Linked DNA regions of Mus musculus: region 1 is linked to region 2. The links are chromatin loops, found by intact Hi-C in ENCODE. Cell type or tissue: left cerebral cortex. All regions are shown on one strand.

The links. Peaks named below come from ENCODE experiments on the same cell type or tissue, not always from the same donor. Only the 100,000 strongest peaks of a DNase experiment are listed, where the experiment ranks them.
Region 1: it touches region 2 in a loop (7-fold over the local background); 3 of 42 quality-filtered maps call a loop at or near these places.

What each region holds. Positions count from the first base shown.
Region 1 is chr7:133,238,569-133,246,568 of GRCm38, reverse strand. No RefSeq gene overlaps it. Among named protein-coding and RNA genes, the nearest start is that of Gm35567, 27 kb to the right of the region's middle. In left cerebral cortex, no CTCF peak of the experiment used is centred here; DNase peaks (open chromatin) are centred at 1,811, 3,302 and 3,410.
Region 2 is chr7:133,038,090-133,046,089 of GRCm38, reverse strand. It overlaps a transcript of Ctbp2 not described here. Among named protein-coding and RNA genes, the nearest start is that of Ctbp2, 27 kb to the right of the region's middle. In left cerebral cortex, a CTCF peak has its summit at 4,941; DNase peaks (open chromatin) are centred at 5,243, 6,018 and 6,539; H3K27ac peaks cover 577 bases.

The DNA.
Region 1 (8,000 bases), 200 kb before region 2:
ATGAAGACAGGAGAATCAAGAGACCAAGATCATCCCCCGCTACCTGTCAAATTCAAGGCCACGCTGAGCTACATGAGGCCTTGTTTAAAAGATTTTTTAAAAGAAAGAAAAAAGAAGAGAAGGGAAAAGGAGAGGGAAAAAAAGAAAAGAACTTTGCTTCTATTTCCCCACAAACACTGAACTTTAGTTCATTTCTCTATTAAAGTCCAGATGGGGGAACCCCAGGTTGTCACTATTTTTCAGACCACACCACAACTGCCACTAATACTTCTTTGTTCAAGTGAGAGTTTAAAATGTGTTCTTTTATTTTGGCACCACCCAATATAGATGTCCAACCTCCCAAGGTATGGAACTTGTAGATCCTCAGTCAATGTTTGGAGAATAAATAAAGAAACAAACAGATGGATGGATGGATGGACGGACAGACAGAGGGATAGATGGACAGACAGACAGATGGATGGATAGATGGGTAGATAGACTGGTAAGTGGATATATCTAAATGGATTGGACAGTAGATAGATAAACGATGGATGGGTGTACAGATGGGCAGATATTCAGATGAGTGGGAAATGAAGTATGTGTGTGTGTGTGTGTGTGTGTGTGTGTGTGTGTGTGTGTGTACCTGAGAGGGTCGATGATGAATGAATGGGTAAGTGAATGAATGAATGAACAATTACATAAGCAAATAAATGAGTGGTTTGGTACAAGGATGGATGTGTAAGTGGTTGAAGGAATGAAGGATAAGAGCATGGCTGGAGAGATAGACAAGGGTTTCAATAGATGGACATTCAGGTGATAATAGATAGATGGAGAGGTTGTTTATGGGAGAGTGAGTAAGTAAATAAATAAATTGGTGGGTATTTGAATAAGAAGATGGGGGGATGAATAAATAGGTTAAAGGATGGGTGGGTGAGTAGATAACTCACTGAAAATGTGAGTAAAAGTCCCCCAGTCACACCACACCCAAGAAGGCCAGAACAAGGACTTCCTCCTTTCCCCGATCCCATTAGAGCAGTGAGCCACTTCAGCGCCTTCCTAGGGCACGGCCAACCTATTGTGTTACTTCTTTCCCCAAGGTATAGGCCACTGTCTGGGGTTTGTAAAGAATACCTGGTGTGCCCAGGGACAGTTCCCTGCCCTGAGCAGCCCAGGCTGGCCTAATATGTCTCACTGGTCTCTATCCATTACTGGAGCAAGACAGCTAAGACCTACCTGTTGGATAAATAAAAAGACTGAACAACACACAAAAAAGAAATCACTCCTATTCTAGTATCCAGAAACAGTAGAAAGAGTTAACAATTTTACATGTAATTTCCCATTATTTTTAATTATCAAGTACATATTTTGAATACAAAATAGATCACACTGATATATATATATATATATATATATATATATATATATCCCTTTATATCAGCTTTTTCCTCTTGACAGCATAATAATTTCTTTACTTACTATTCCTCAGAAATACAGAGTCCCATTACAGGAACACACCATGATTTATTTCATCATCTTTTGCATTATTTCTGATACGCATTGTTAAAGCTCTGCTGTGATGGACTTTTTGGCTCTATTTTTAGACACACGGGGTCACTTCCTCAGAAGAAATCCCTGTGGTAAAACAGCTCCATTAAACGGCTGTGCAGAAGCACGAGGCTCTTCTTGTGAGTCGCCAGATTGTCCTCAGGAAAAGCTGTGCTAATTCACACTCCTGTGGCAGAGTGAGAGCCTGTGCAGCTGGCGCACTAACCTGCGCTGGTTTTAAAACAAACATGGGAGCAGGTTGCCGAGGGAGATCGGCTCTTTTTCATGCCGTGCAGACACCTTCAAGTTGCCCAGTTCCCACCACCCAATCTGCTGCTGAACTGCTGGCTGGGGGTGGGGGTCATTTTTAGAAAGTGCCAGAATCGCATGCTAGAGAACCTGTTGCCTCATTCAGAACCGCAGTGGGGACCAGGCTGAGTCACTGGCTCAGTCGATTGGAGCTCTTTCTGCTCTTCCGGAGGCTTTGGTTTTCAGCGCCATCAGACAGCTCACAGCAGCCTGCAACTCCAGTTCCAGGAATCCAACACTGTCTCCTGGCCTCTGTGGCACCTGTACATGTATGGTGTACGTAGACATAAAGGCGCATGCATGTAAACAACATAAATAAAAATAAACATCGCTTCAAAGAACAATGTTGCAGGCTGGGCAAATGGTTCATTCGTCCTGACACTGAAATGCTTGTCAGGCAAGCATGTGTACAAGATCTCCAGTGCCCACTTAAAACGCGTGGCGTGGTGATGTGTGCCTGTGATCCCAGAAGTGAGGTGGAGAGGTAGGACAGGTGGATTATATGGTTATATTCTTGACAATTTGGTGAGTTCCAGGTTCAGTAAGATATTCTCCCGGGGGTGGGGGGGGGGGGGAAGTGAGCTGGAGAGATGGCTCAGTGGCTAGGAGCTGGAGGGATGGCTCAGTGGTTAGGAGCTGGAGGGATGGCTCAGTAGTTAGGAGCTGGAGAGATGGAGCAGCAGTTAGGAGCACTTGTTGCTTCTGCAGAGAATTGGAATTTGGTTCTTAGCACCCACATCAGACAGCTCACAATCCTGTCTAACTCCAGCTCCTGGGGAATCAGACACTGCCTTCTGGCCTTTGTGGAAAGGCACCTGTATGTGCATCTATGTGTACACACAGAGAGAAGTGGGGAGGGGAAAAAAACTAAATAAATCTTGAGAAAAGCAATCCCTCCTATCCAGCTTCACCCTGCACCCATTAACCATCCTCTTTGCGACCCTCCCTCCCCCATAGCCCTCCCAGGATCTGGTAAGTGATGTTGTATTATCTCCATTGAAATCAGCTTTTAAAAGCTCTACCATGAGAGAATATTCTTCTTTGTGTCACTTAATATAACAGCCTCTGTTCCTTCCATGTCCCCAAGAGAGCCAGGCTTCCAGTTCTCCCAGCTTCATGGGTTTCTATTGTGTGTGTAGACTGCATTCCATTCATCCATTCGTGTGCACACGGACAGCTAAGTTGGTTCCATATGTTGGCTAATGCACGAGCCTTTGCTCTAATAAATGATATCCATCATGATATCAGGCGTCTCTTCAATGAACAAAATTGAGAGAGTAGAAAGAATGAAAGTAAGGTGCCTGCCTAGTATTCCATTTTCTGGAAATAAATGCCTTTGGGTGCGCCCTGCCGAGAATGGACCTCTTTTCTGTGGTTGTAACAGTGATGCGGCGGCGGCAGCAGCAATGGGAATCTGTTTGGTTTCTTACTTGCCAACACACTATAAGCATTTTTTTAAATCCTGTTACAAACTCCTGGGAAACTTAATTATAGCAAGTGTTTCCTCTTCCTTCGAGTGGGCGGAACACAGCCGACCCACATCCCTGAGAAAATAGTATGCCACATTAACAGTGATTAATAAAAGATGCCAGAGCCAGGGGTGGTGGCGCATGCATTTGATTCCAGCACTCTGGAGGCAGAAGCAGGTGGATCTCTGAGTTCGAGACCAGCCTGGTCTACAGAACTAGTTCCAGGACACCCAGGTCTACATAGCGAAGATATCTGCCTTGAAAAAAATATATGTTGAGCTACCAGACATGGTGACTCATACTTGCACTCCCAGTACAAGAGAGGCTGAGGCAAGAGAATTGCCCTGAAATGAGAGACCCTGTCAAAAACAAAAAACAAAAAACAAAAAACACCCGAGAACATAACTCAGTGGTAAAGCATGTGTCTACCATGCACAGGCACTGGGCTCACTGAAAAATAAATTATTTTAAACTAATATGCCAATAAGCAACATTATGCTAGAATGTCAGTGCACGTCCTTTAGTTCTTTTGCATGTGGTCATTCCGGTGAGTTGATTTAGAAGACAATTGTCCATGTGCAGGCAATGATCTCCACCCACCTCCCACCGTAAGCCACGCATGGACAGTTATACCTCTTCTGACCAAAGCAGTAACTTGGCATCTGGGCAATTTTAGCATGACAATTCCATAAGTACAAAGTCTAATGCTGCAGTTAGTGCTCTTGGCAAGGCAGGGGCCACCAGCAGGATGGGGCTGTGGCTTCCATGTGATCTTGGACAGAGGGAGTCAAAAGAAAACCCAAAGCACTCGATTTTGACTTTTCAATGACGAGCCCCTCACTAGTGAGAACAGCCTTTGGGGTCAAGTGTAGAATGCTCAGTTTGCAATCTGTATCTCCTCTAGAAGTGTGCCCACTACAGGGCTACAGCTCACGGGGCAGGATGGAGTGTTACTCCTATAAAAGGCCCTTTCCTAATTCCCTTGGCTTCGAGGGTGTTCACAAGGTCACCATGTAACCTCAGATGGCCTGGAACTTACTGTTCTCCTCTACTTCCTGAATGCTGGAACTACAGGGGTGTACCTGACACCCAGTTTATACAGTGGGAATCGAACCCAGGGCTCCGTGCTTGCTTAGGCAGACACTTTTCCAATTGAGGCATAACCACAGCCACTACCCATTGCTTTTCATGACTAAAAAGTTCAAATCATTGGTGCTGAGGCCCTGGGAGAGTTGACTCAGTCAGACAAGTGATTGTTGTACATGTCTGAGCCTGGATTCCCTAGCCCCACACGAAAGCCTAGCACCATGGCCACATCTGTCACCCAGCTCTGAGGAGACAAGTGGATTCCTGGAGCTTACTGGTCAACCAGTCTAACCAAAAGTGAGATTCAGGTTCAGTGAGGGATGCTGTCTCAAAAACTAAGGGGGAAGACAACTGAAGGAAACCCAGACATTGGCCTCTAGCCTCCACATGTGCACACACAGGCACACACCGATACAAAACACAAACACACAAAGTGCAGAGGCAGATTGACATAAGAAAAAATGGTCAATCTTACTAACAACCCAAGCAAAACTACTAAGACAGTAATTCATTGGGCTTTTTTGTTTGTTTGCTTTGTTTTGTTTGGTTTTTTCACATCGACCTGGGCAATACTAACCAGTAAGGCTAGAATAAACCCTCTCAGTGGGGTAATTTCACTATTTTACCAACAACTTCCTTTCTATAAATGAATCAAGGAAGGACTGAAATGGACACTGGTTATAGAGTCCTGGAGCTCCGTAGCGTGTAAGAACTTCACTGTGAGGAGCAGACCCCAAGAGAAGAAAATAAATGGGTCACTAGCCATGGTCTGCCTCCAGCTCCCTTAAGGTCTAGGTTCACAAGTGGAAAGAAACGAGGAAGGTCTTAGTCACGGGTCACTCTGGAAGGCAGCACGGGCAAGATCCAGGGTGGGCTTGTCTGGGCACACTGTTGGAACAGGTCTGAGAGATGGGGCCATTCCTGGTTTTCTACCTGTGCTCGCTATGCATTGCCCTAGCTGTCAGGGACCTGTCACAACAGAAGGCCTCTGTGAAGCAAATAGAGAACCCTAAGTTGACACAGGGACTGCAGAGGTCACTCATGAGGACATTGATCATGAAAACCAAATGCAGAAAAGGCTCACCTGGGTACACTTGGGCTCACAAAGGGGTGATAAACAAATGGATGGATTTATAATATGTGTTCTACTCATAGGGTGGCACATAAATCAGCCAATAAGAGGGATGAAGCTCTGACACATGCTCCTACATAGATGAAACTTGAAGACAGTGTGCTAAGTGAGATAAGCCAGTCACAATGGATCACAATGAACACATATTGTATAATTTTATTCCTGTAAGGTTCCTAGAATATGCAAATCTTACAAAAGAGGAGGAGGAGAAGGAGAAGGTGTGTGTGTGGGGGGGGTGTTTTAGTTAGGGTTTTACTGCTGTGAACAGACACCATGACCAAGGCAAGTCTTATAAAGGACAACTTTTAATTGGGGCTGGCTTACAGGTTCAGAGATCCAGTCCATTATTATCAAGGTGGGAGCAGGGCGGCATCCAGGCAGGCATGGTGCAGGCAGAGTTGAGAGTTCTACATCTTCATCTGAAGGCTGCTAGTGGAAGACTCACTTCTAGGCAGCTCACAGTGACACAAGTACCAACAAGGCCACACCTCCTAGTAGTGCTGCTCCCTGAGCCAAGCATATATAAACATCACAGTGTGTAAAGCCTTTGGAAAGCTAAGGCAGAAGGATGACAAATTCAAGGCCAGCCTATGCTACATAACAAAACCCTACTGATGACAGATAGATAGATAGATAGATAGATAGATAGATAGATAGACAGACAGTACATACAAACATATATATATATATACATAAATAGACAGATACATACATATATACATGCATACACAGGTAAACAGATAGATATATAGATAGATACATATTATCAGAGCTAAGGGAAAGAAAATGGTAAGCTTTTCCTTAAAGGGGTACAAAGGTACTTCTCAGGATGATGAAAATGGACTACAGCGGTTAGTGTGGTCCCATGATAGTGTGGCCATAGCCAATGGTGTATGATATTGCAAAAGTAATCAGCATCTTAAAAGGGCATCTTAAAGTCAGGAGTGGTGGCGCACGCCTTTAATCCCAGCACTCGGGTGGGAGAGGCAGGTGGATTTCTGAGTTCAAGGCCAGCCTGGTCTACAAAGTGAGTTCCAGGACAGCCAGGGCTATACAGAGAAACCCTGTCTGTCTTGAAAAAAAAAAAAGTGGATCTTAAAAATGATTAAAATGGCAAGTGGTGTGTGTGTTCACACGAGTGTGTATACATAGACATTCATTCATATATATATATATCAAGTCTCAGACCCCAAAAATATAGTCCTGGATGTTGGTGTCTGAAAGATCAAAATATAAGAGGTTTAAAAACCTACAGTTGGGGCCACCAATAAGGCTCAGTGAGTAAAGGTGCTTGCCATCAAGTCTGATGACCTGAGTTTGATTCCCCAGAAACCAACGTGGTAAAAGGAGAGAGCTAACAGCTACAAGTAGCTCTCTAACCTCCACATGTGCACTGTGACATGCACACTTACACACACATTAGATGTAACCTTTAAACCCTAAATTCTGAATTCCAAAAAATTACAATCCTGAAAGAGAGAAACATTACAACACTGTCAACAGCAAATGGCGATTTATTCTGCCCAGCTAGCTGCCTCCTGCAGTGTACTCAGTTTTAAAAACAAACAAACAAAAAGTGGGCTGGAGAGGTGGCTCAGCAGTGAAGAGCACTGCTCTTGCAGAGGACCCGGGTTCGATTCCCAGCACCAACATAGCATCTCACAACAGTCTATAACTCCAGTTCCAGTGCCCTCTTCTGACCTCCATGGGCACCAGCCTCACATATGATGCACGTACATGCATGCAGGCAAAATGCTCACACACATAATTAAATAAACCTTTTTTAATTTACAGAAATGTGCCAAAGTTATGCTCCAATTCTGTCTTTCAGAATTTTGACCAGCACTACAGTTGATGTGAATAAATCTTATTTCATACACTGACGTAAAGATAAAGCAAAAGAAGTTAGTTCACTGCCTGGGCATGCTGTTCAGTCTGAAGTGCGTGCCTGGCATACACAAAGCCATAAATTCCATCCTCAGCACCTCTGAAGCAGGGCATGGTGGTGCATACCTATAATCCCAGCACTCAGAAAATGGAGGCAGGAAGACCAGGAGTTTACAATCATCCTCAACTACATAGATTTCTGGGCCAGCCTGGGATACATAAGACCATAGTTCAAGAAAAATAAAAAATAGGGACAAGATTTAGCTAAGTGGTAGAGCACTTGCCTAAAAAGTGCAGGGGCCTGGGTTCAGTCCTCAGCTCAAAAAAAAAAAAAAAGAAGGAAAGAAGGGAGGGAGGGAAGAGGGAGGGAGAAAGGGAGGGGAGGGAGGGAGGGAAGAAATAAAGGAAAGAGAGGAAGGAAGAGAGAAGGGAGGGGAAAGGGAAGGAGGGAGGAAAGAAAGAAAGAAAGAATATAAAGTTGGTTGTGACATCTTCTCTAATCAGTAGTCATATCTATCATATATATTGTGTCTTGGCTAGTGCTAAAGTCATCTGAGAGGAGGGAGAAAATTGTCTCTTTGAAAGCATAGCAG
Region 2 (8,000 bases):
GGTGGTGATGTCATTGAAAGGAGCTCTCCTTGCCTCGCATTGAAGTCAGCCTGAGCTTTGGGAACTTAGTGGCATTGCCATTGATCAGTCCTTTCCACAGTCACCAGGGAAGACTTGTGGGAACAGATAGGGAGGAGGAAGCCAGCCTGCCACGGCTTCTCCTGTTCACCTCAAGGCATTTATTAAGAGATGCCAAGTGCTGTGCTAGTCCCTTTCTTGAGCCACAGTTAGAAATCTCGATGAAGTAGTTCTTGTTACAGCTCAGGATTCCCAAATGTGATGGTTCAGGTGATGCACCCAGCATCACGTGACCAGAGCACAGTATCATCTGTCAGATGTTCAGCTGTTGTCTTCCTCCTCAATCTTTTCACTGCAAAGATGCTGCTGCCTAGATGTCGCCAGCACTGCCCAGCCATCTTGCCAGTCTTGGTCTGTGCTGTCCATCCCTCACGGCTCCGTATGCATGATGGTATCACTTCATGCCTTTTGGAATATCAAATCCTGAACTTCTGTTGGTCCCGATGCCCGATGGATGTGGCTCCTCTTTCTGTGAAGTTGGGAGTGTGAATGTAGATGTGGCTCAGTAGAGGAGTGGCCGCTGTGGCCTTTGCTTCCACCATACTCATGGAAGCTGAAGTGAGGACTGGCAGCTTTCTATCTAAAGCCTTGGGATGATGGATGCCTTTCTTCTCCAGTAGTTTGGTCCTTTATGTATAGCATAAGAGACAGATGGCTCAGTCTCTACTCTTCACTTTGTCTGGAGCTCCCATTTACTTCCCTATGCAAAATCCATGGGAACAAATCCCCTGGGAACCTACCCCATTTAGCCAAAAGTTCTCCTCCTTTGAGAGGAAGGGACTGAGCAGCCAGGTGGGGGCATCCCAATGTTGACTTTTCCCTGGAGTCTTTGCAACATTTAATACTATCACATATCCAGGAATACGCACAAATCATAGACATCACATAATAAATCATAGACAGCACACTGAGTTCTAAGTGTAATTAAACAGGCCCTTGCTGCAAGGGTGGACCTCACAGCTTCCCTTGGATTCTAGCTTCTCTGAAGCAGCTGTCGGGCCGTGGGGAGAGCAGAGTGTGTTTCCTAGAAGCAGGCGTTTCATCACCAGACTGCAGTTCTCCTGGGCATGTCTTGTTCTCTGCAGAGCAGTGGTAGGTTAGCTGCAGCTGCACTTAAGATAGTCATTCCAGAATAGTCTCTGCTCATTAAGTAGTAAAACCAGTGGGGTGGAGAACCTTGCGAAACTGAAATGTTAAGACATAAAACTTCACCAAGAAAGAAGAAAAGAACAAAACTGTCTTTGAGGTGAGCAGCTAAACCAGAAAGGGCTCATTCTTCATCCTGCTTCCTACGGCCCTCGGCAGGATCCCTACCTCCCACCTTCAGAGGGAGCCGAGGTTGACAAAGGGACAAATTGGAGTAGCTAGAGATGGGAAAGATCAACATGCGTTAGTTAGTTAGTAGCTGTGACCACGGGGAAACCCAAGGTGAGCTGTTCCCACTTACTTACCAGGCTCACAGGATCCCCGGGGACTGGTGAGACAGCTCTGTGGATAAAGGTGATGGGAGTTGGCTTCCTAGAGCCCACATGGCACGTGGTAGGAAGTCCTTTGGCAAGGTAGCCTGTGCCCTCCATGTGGGCATATGCACATTCACCCCGTAAATAAACGTAGTAAAATTTTTAATTAACAAGAGGGTGACTAGGTAAAGGTGCTTGCCACCGAGTGTGAAGATCTTGAGCTCAGTCCCCAGAACCCGTATGAAGGATGGAGAAACTCCCGGGTTTTCCTCTGACCTCAACTTGTAGACTGTGTCTTGCGTGGATGCCTGCTTCCTACTTTTCAAATTAATACTTTTTTTATTTTTTTATTCTTCTTAAATTTTTTAAAGAGCACAGTCCTCACACGGGTCTGAGCTCATGGTCAGGGTCTAAGGCACGCATGGCACCCGTCATGCTATCCTCTCACTGTCGGACTTAACAGCTGAGCTGGCCTACCTTCAGTTGGAACCCTTTACTTTCTTCTGGAGGACAGAGGCTTGCATTGCTAAGTTGGGAAATTGAGGACTGTTCTGTTCCAAATGATACAGTCTGATTTGGGTTCGTGGTTAGCAGCAGAGCAATCTCAAACACTGTAGACAGAACCAACAGTTGAAGAAAGACGTTTACTGGGGGACAAGGAAACACTCATGCAGCTGACACAGACAAAAAGACCCTTTGTGACGCCTAGCAGTTTTCTTCGCCACATTTAGGGTTGCCCAGTCTGAAGATAAACAGGGTGGTCCGAAACTACGTATGACACCCACGGATCCAGCCTCGGACTTGCTGAATCAGTCCATCAGCTGGTGGGAGACTAAAGTTGCCAAGCTTTGGTCTGAAGTCAGGAAGTTGAGGAAGAAGCTGGCCTTGGAGATTCATCACCTTTATTACCTTGGACATAGTGGACCTTCTCCCTATCTGTTGCCTACCAGGAGTCTAACTCCTAGTCTTTCACCATAACTGGAAAGAGAGAATGGAATGGGTCCTCGTGTTTGGCCTTGTTCACGTGAGAAGAGTGCCCTGCAGAAATGGCCCACTGACACCTTAACAATGGGGCAGAGATTAGGTAGTCAGAAATGGTCCAATAAAGATGACACTCTGTCCTTGGAGCGCATGACGCCACCTGCCCCTTCTTGTCATTTGGTCCTCTTTCCTCAGGTGCTCCATGCTTAAATGTCCTGAACTGTGTGGTTTATTTACAAATTCATAACCCTTCGCAGAAAACAAGACAAGCTGTTGACTGAGGTTCACTCTCTGTGCATTTGAAGAAACTGGATTTTACACAGAGGAAACCATGAGCTATACAGTTAGGGGCTGAGAATTGGGTCACCTTAGCATCCCTGGGCAGGGCGATGCTGCAGCCTGGGAAGTGGCTGTTGGGAATGAGTCCCCCACCCTAGGGTTTCTTTGTCAGAGAATGCTCTAAGAGGCTTGCACGCCCAGAAGCTCTCACCACCTCCTGTCTATGTTTACATTAGAAGTTTGTCCCATCTGAATGAATTCACAAAACTTTACATTCCTCCTAAAACTGTCATCCACAGAAAACACCACATTTATTTCAGGTGATGTAGCTAAACCCCTATTGAGTTTGCTCGCCCTGTGAGTTGATAAATCGTATTATTTCACTTGGTAGGAATCAGCAGTTTTATGTGGCAATTAATTTTTTTCTACTCAACGGAAGCCAAAGGATGAGGAATTTGTCTTTGTGCTTATTGAGAAGAACTAGGAAATTCTGTGGAAGGAATGTCATATGGATTGCTATGTTAAGGTGGCCTCCTCATAGGTGGCCTAGCATGCTCCATTGTTTTCTTCCCCTGGTAAAGGCAGAGGCAGTGGACAAATACCCACTCCTCTTTGGGATGGGATGGGCCTTATGGCGTGTTTACAGATGTAGCTTGCAGATAAACCCAATCCAGATTTCTTCAAAGAGTGCCCAGAATAACTTTAGCCTTCCAGCAAGCTTTCTGTAGAGGCTGACCGTGTGGCTGAGGTAGCTTGTGGGTCTTTCTTGCTGGGGCTAATGGATGCTCTGCAGGGTAGTGGGGCCGTGGCAGCTAAGGTGTGTCAGGGCAGCTGGTCAAGACTGAGCACTGCTCTCCAGGACCCTTCCAAAGGGTCTGAGTGTCCTGGCTGGGAGTGACTTTGCAGGGGCCTGGTCCAAAGAAAGTAATCTGAACTCAGCCAGCCTCCCAGAGGCCCAACAGTGTGCCCTTTCCCGAGGCTCGCCATTCGTAGGCACCAGAACTAAGTGCTCTGGTGGGCTTCACTAGAAACTCGACTGTATGAAGAGTTGTGTCTGTTCCCAGAGTCTTCCTAACAGTTTCGCAAAAATAATGGCACTTTCCCCATTTCACAGGTTTTATTTGGGAGGGAGAGAGGGTGTGTGTGTGTGTGTGTGTGTGTGTGTGTGTGTGTGTGTGTGTGTGTGTTTGGTTTGTTCATTCATGTTCATTCCTGAGTACTTGTTGAGCCAAGAGGACACCCTTTCAGGTTTAGTTCTGAAGCCCCACCCCTAGGCACACCCCTTCCCCTTTGAGATAAGGTCTTTCTCATTGGCCTGGAACTTACCGAGCAGGCTAGGCTGGTTGGCTGGTTGACCCAGGAATCCACACATTTTCCTGAGATTTCAAGGACATGCCACCAACCACACCTGGCTCTTCTGGGAATCAAAGCGTGGTCCTCCTGCTTACAAGGCTAGCGCCTCACCCACAGATCCAGCTCCTCAGCCCATAGATGGGCAGGTTTGTTTCTTTGTGAAAGCATTATTTATGGAAGCTAAGGTTCCTGGCCTGTGTCACAAACTCCTGCCCCGCTATATATTTTTTTTAAAGCAAATCTTCCCCACAGTCTCCTAACAGCGCTATTTTTGCATTGTGTGTCAGTAAAAGACAAAGATGGCCTCCTCTGAGAGGACCCACCCCTCCTAGGCGTCTAGGACTCAGGATGGAGAACCCCTGCTTTAGCTGACCCCTGTGTACTAGCTTGCCTCTGAGCCCTGCTGCAGGCTTACTCGCTTTTGCCTCTGCAATTGTGTGAGGCCCTTCATCTTCACATTCCAAATAAGTGAACTGAAATCTGTGAGAGTATGGGTCCTGTTAACTCTAGACACAACTGGACCTCTGAGGTTCAGGGTCCTCGCCCCCACCACCTCTAGACGATAAATCTGACCACGTCCTACAATTTTGAGTAGGGTAACAACACCTAATTTCTTAAACTTCTGGAGAGGAAGTGAGTACTTTTGAGATGCACAGGGCTCTTTGGGCTCTGGAATGTTCTTATCACCACACCTGTTGCCCATGGGCTGTTGGGGGAGGGGCGGAGTGGCTATTGAATGAGATAGAGGTGAGAACCTCTGCCTCAGAGTGCCCCTGAGCTAGCTGCTCCACCAGAGGGGGCAGTTCCACCCTTGGGACATCAGCAAGCTTTTTTTTCTTTTCCTTTTCCTTTTTCTTTTTCTTTTTTTAAACAACAACAACAAAAAAAAACCAGCAGAGGATAAAATGTTCGCTATAGTGAGCTGCTGAGCCCTAACACATTCCCAGATACTGGTAAGGCCTTAGTTGAGAACAGTGTGCTCAGCGTGTTGGATTGGCTCCAGGAAGGATGTTTTTAGTACAAATAAAATGATACATACCAGGGCTGTTTGCCTCTGCTGGAATCCAGTAAGAGGCCAGCATTGCAAGGCCCAGGGTCTAATAGGGCTGGCTGTGAGGTGCCCTCAGGCATACCTCCTGGGCCAGCTAGAAGATTCCAGAACAGCATAAATCATACACAGATGTCACACTACATGCCCTTCTTCCCTTTCCTTTCCTTGGGTAGATTAGTCCTGGACCAAGCTTTATATGTCTCCTGTGGGAAAGTGGGTCAGTTTTGGTTTATATGACATAAAACTAATGTACTCCTCTAAGACCCCTCCTTCCAGCTTCCTGTCTCCTCCTGGTCAAGGTCTGTCCACGTGGTACTCTAGCATCTCTCCCATAAGGCTATCCTGTGTATCTGTAGGCAGAGTTGAGATGGACACACAGGCACTTGGTCCGGTAGCGTCATGTTTGCTGTCTCCTCCTGGTCGCGGTCTGACCACCTGGTACTCTAGCATCTTCCCCTTACGAGTATCCTGCATGTAACTGTAGACAGTCGAGATGGCGTCTCTGGGCCTTCTAAAGCATAAGCATAGGCACTCGGTCCTGTAGCATCCTGTTAGTCACACACTGGGCACCCAGCACTGCTGGTGGAGTATCATGGCTGCTGGGGAGAAGTGGTGTTGTCACCTAAAAGCTTTTTTTGACTCTGACTTTTCTTAGATTCGATCCCCTGTGACTTGTTTGTGAGATTTGTCCCTGAGACAAAGGAGCAGACAGTGTGTGTACCATGGTGATTCAGTGGAAGTGTGAAGTGGAGTAGCTCAAGAGGCTTGCAGCCTTTGTTTTCCTGTGTGGATTCCCTTTCCAGTGTTTCTGGGGAGGGTAAAAATAGCTGGTGGTGCCTTAAAATAAGTGCCATGTGGAGTGTGTGTGGATCCAATGCACAGCCACATACGTCCAGCCTCCATAGTGTTCCTTCAGAGAACCACTTCACCCACCCCCACAAGTTCTAAAGATGAGGCCTGACATCTTGGATCTTTCCCTGGGAGAGATGATCCCCAGGGAAACAGGCCTTGTATTGTGGTTTGCTGAACTCACTAGTGAACTGTGAAGTCCCAAAGATGAGCCTGTTTTCTGTCTCAGTGTCTCGCTCAAAAGATCAGCAAAATCAAGCCCTATATAATCTTCCAAATGCACACTGGTTTTTTTTTTTTTTTTTTTTTTTTTTTTTTTTTTTGCCCCCACAGCAAGCAGAGACAAAGACTGGCAACATCCTGTGAGCCACTACCCCATATCTTCAACTCCCAGAGATGGTTGCTCCCAAGGTCAAGGTTGAAGGCAAAACCCTGATTTTGGACTATTGAGTAGGGAAAGGTGTGATGTTGCCTGGTTTGGCTCCTTCCTTCTGATGGGTCCAGCAGGATCTGTGTGAATCAGAATAGGTGCTGGCATTTCTTGGATCCAAGCAAAATTCAAAATTTCCCCTGAATGCTCTGGCTTAGACTCCTACAGCTTGTTCGTTCTCGTTCGTTCTCTCTCTCTCTCTTTCTATAGACAATTTTCCACTTGCCTGATATGAAATTATATGTTATCTTTTATGAAGCTTTCTGTAGTTGTCTTCCTGTATAAGCCAGCAGAAGAAACCAGCATTTGCCAACATCTGGCTCTGTGTTGCACACACTGTCTTGTGTGTCTTGTCTACCTGCCTGCATGTCTTTTATCTATCCATTCACCCACCACCTCATTATTTTATTTAATGACCCAGTGCTCAAGACAGGTGACATTGTGAACCTGTGTATAAAATCTTTCTTTTTACATTTTATTTTTATTTCATGCATATGAGTGTTTTGTCTGCATGTGGTGTATGTATGTCTGCATGTATCTATGAATGAAAGAATGAATGTCAGTGTCATATAGTGCCCTCAGAGGGCAGGAACTCTTGAAACTAGAATTACAGGTGTTAGTGAACTACCATGTGAGTGCTGGGAACAAGCCCAAGTCCTTTGAAAGAACACCCACTGCTCTTAAACACTGAGCCATCTCTCCAGCCCAAATCTTTTTTTTTTTTGGAGACAGGGTTTCTCTGTATAGCTCTGGCTGTCCTGGAACTCACTTTGTAGACCAGGCTGGCCTCGAACTCAGAAATCCACCTGCCTCTACCTTCCGAGTGCTGGGATTAAAGGCGTGCGCCACCACACCGGGCTTCCAGCCCAGATCTTTTCCTTTCTTACTAGTAAAGAAACAGAATCCATCTGAACTTTGAGCAGTGAGTTTGGTGATGCAGTTGATTCTTATATGTGTCTCCTGGCCTCACATTACTGAGAGGATTCTTTGTGAGGTCTTTTAGCTTTCAAAAAGATAACAGGGCTGACACTGTAGCCCAGTTGGTAGAGTACTCGCTTGCCTTGCATCTATCTACTAAGTCCCGAGTTCTATCTCAGTTTTGCATGAATGGAGTATGTGCCTGTAATCCCGGTGCTCAGGAAGATTAGGAATTCAAGGTCGTGCTTAGCAGTGGATTGAGACCCTGTTCTTCCTCACCCTCCTTTACAAATTAAAAGAAACATATAAATGCAGAAGACCATTGAGAGGATTAGGCAGTTGGGCTGCAGGCAGGAGTGTGCACAAAGTACTGCAAGGGAGCACCTTGCAAGGCTCCAGTCGTGTTCTGGGAGGTGTTCAGGCTGCCAGTGGAAGGGTCTCAAGTGTTCATTGCGGGTTTCTTAGTGCTCGTATCCCTTACATTGAGGGCCCTTTGGAAAAATGGAAACCATTCCTGTCTTCCAGCCTGGCCTTTCCATGCACCCAGCTTTGCCCCTCTGCATGTCGGTCATGTCCACAGAGACCTGTTAACTTCTCTGCT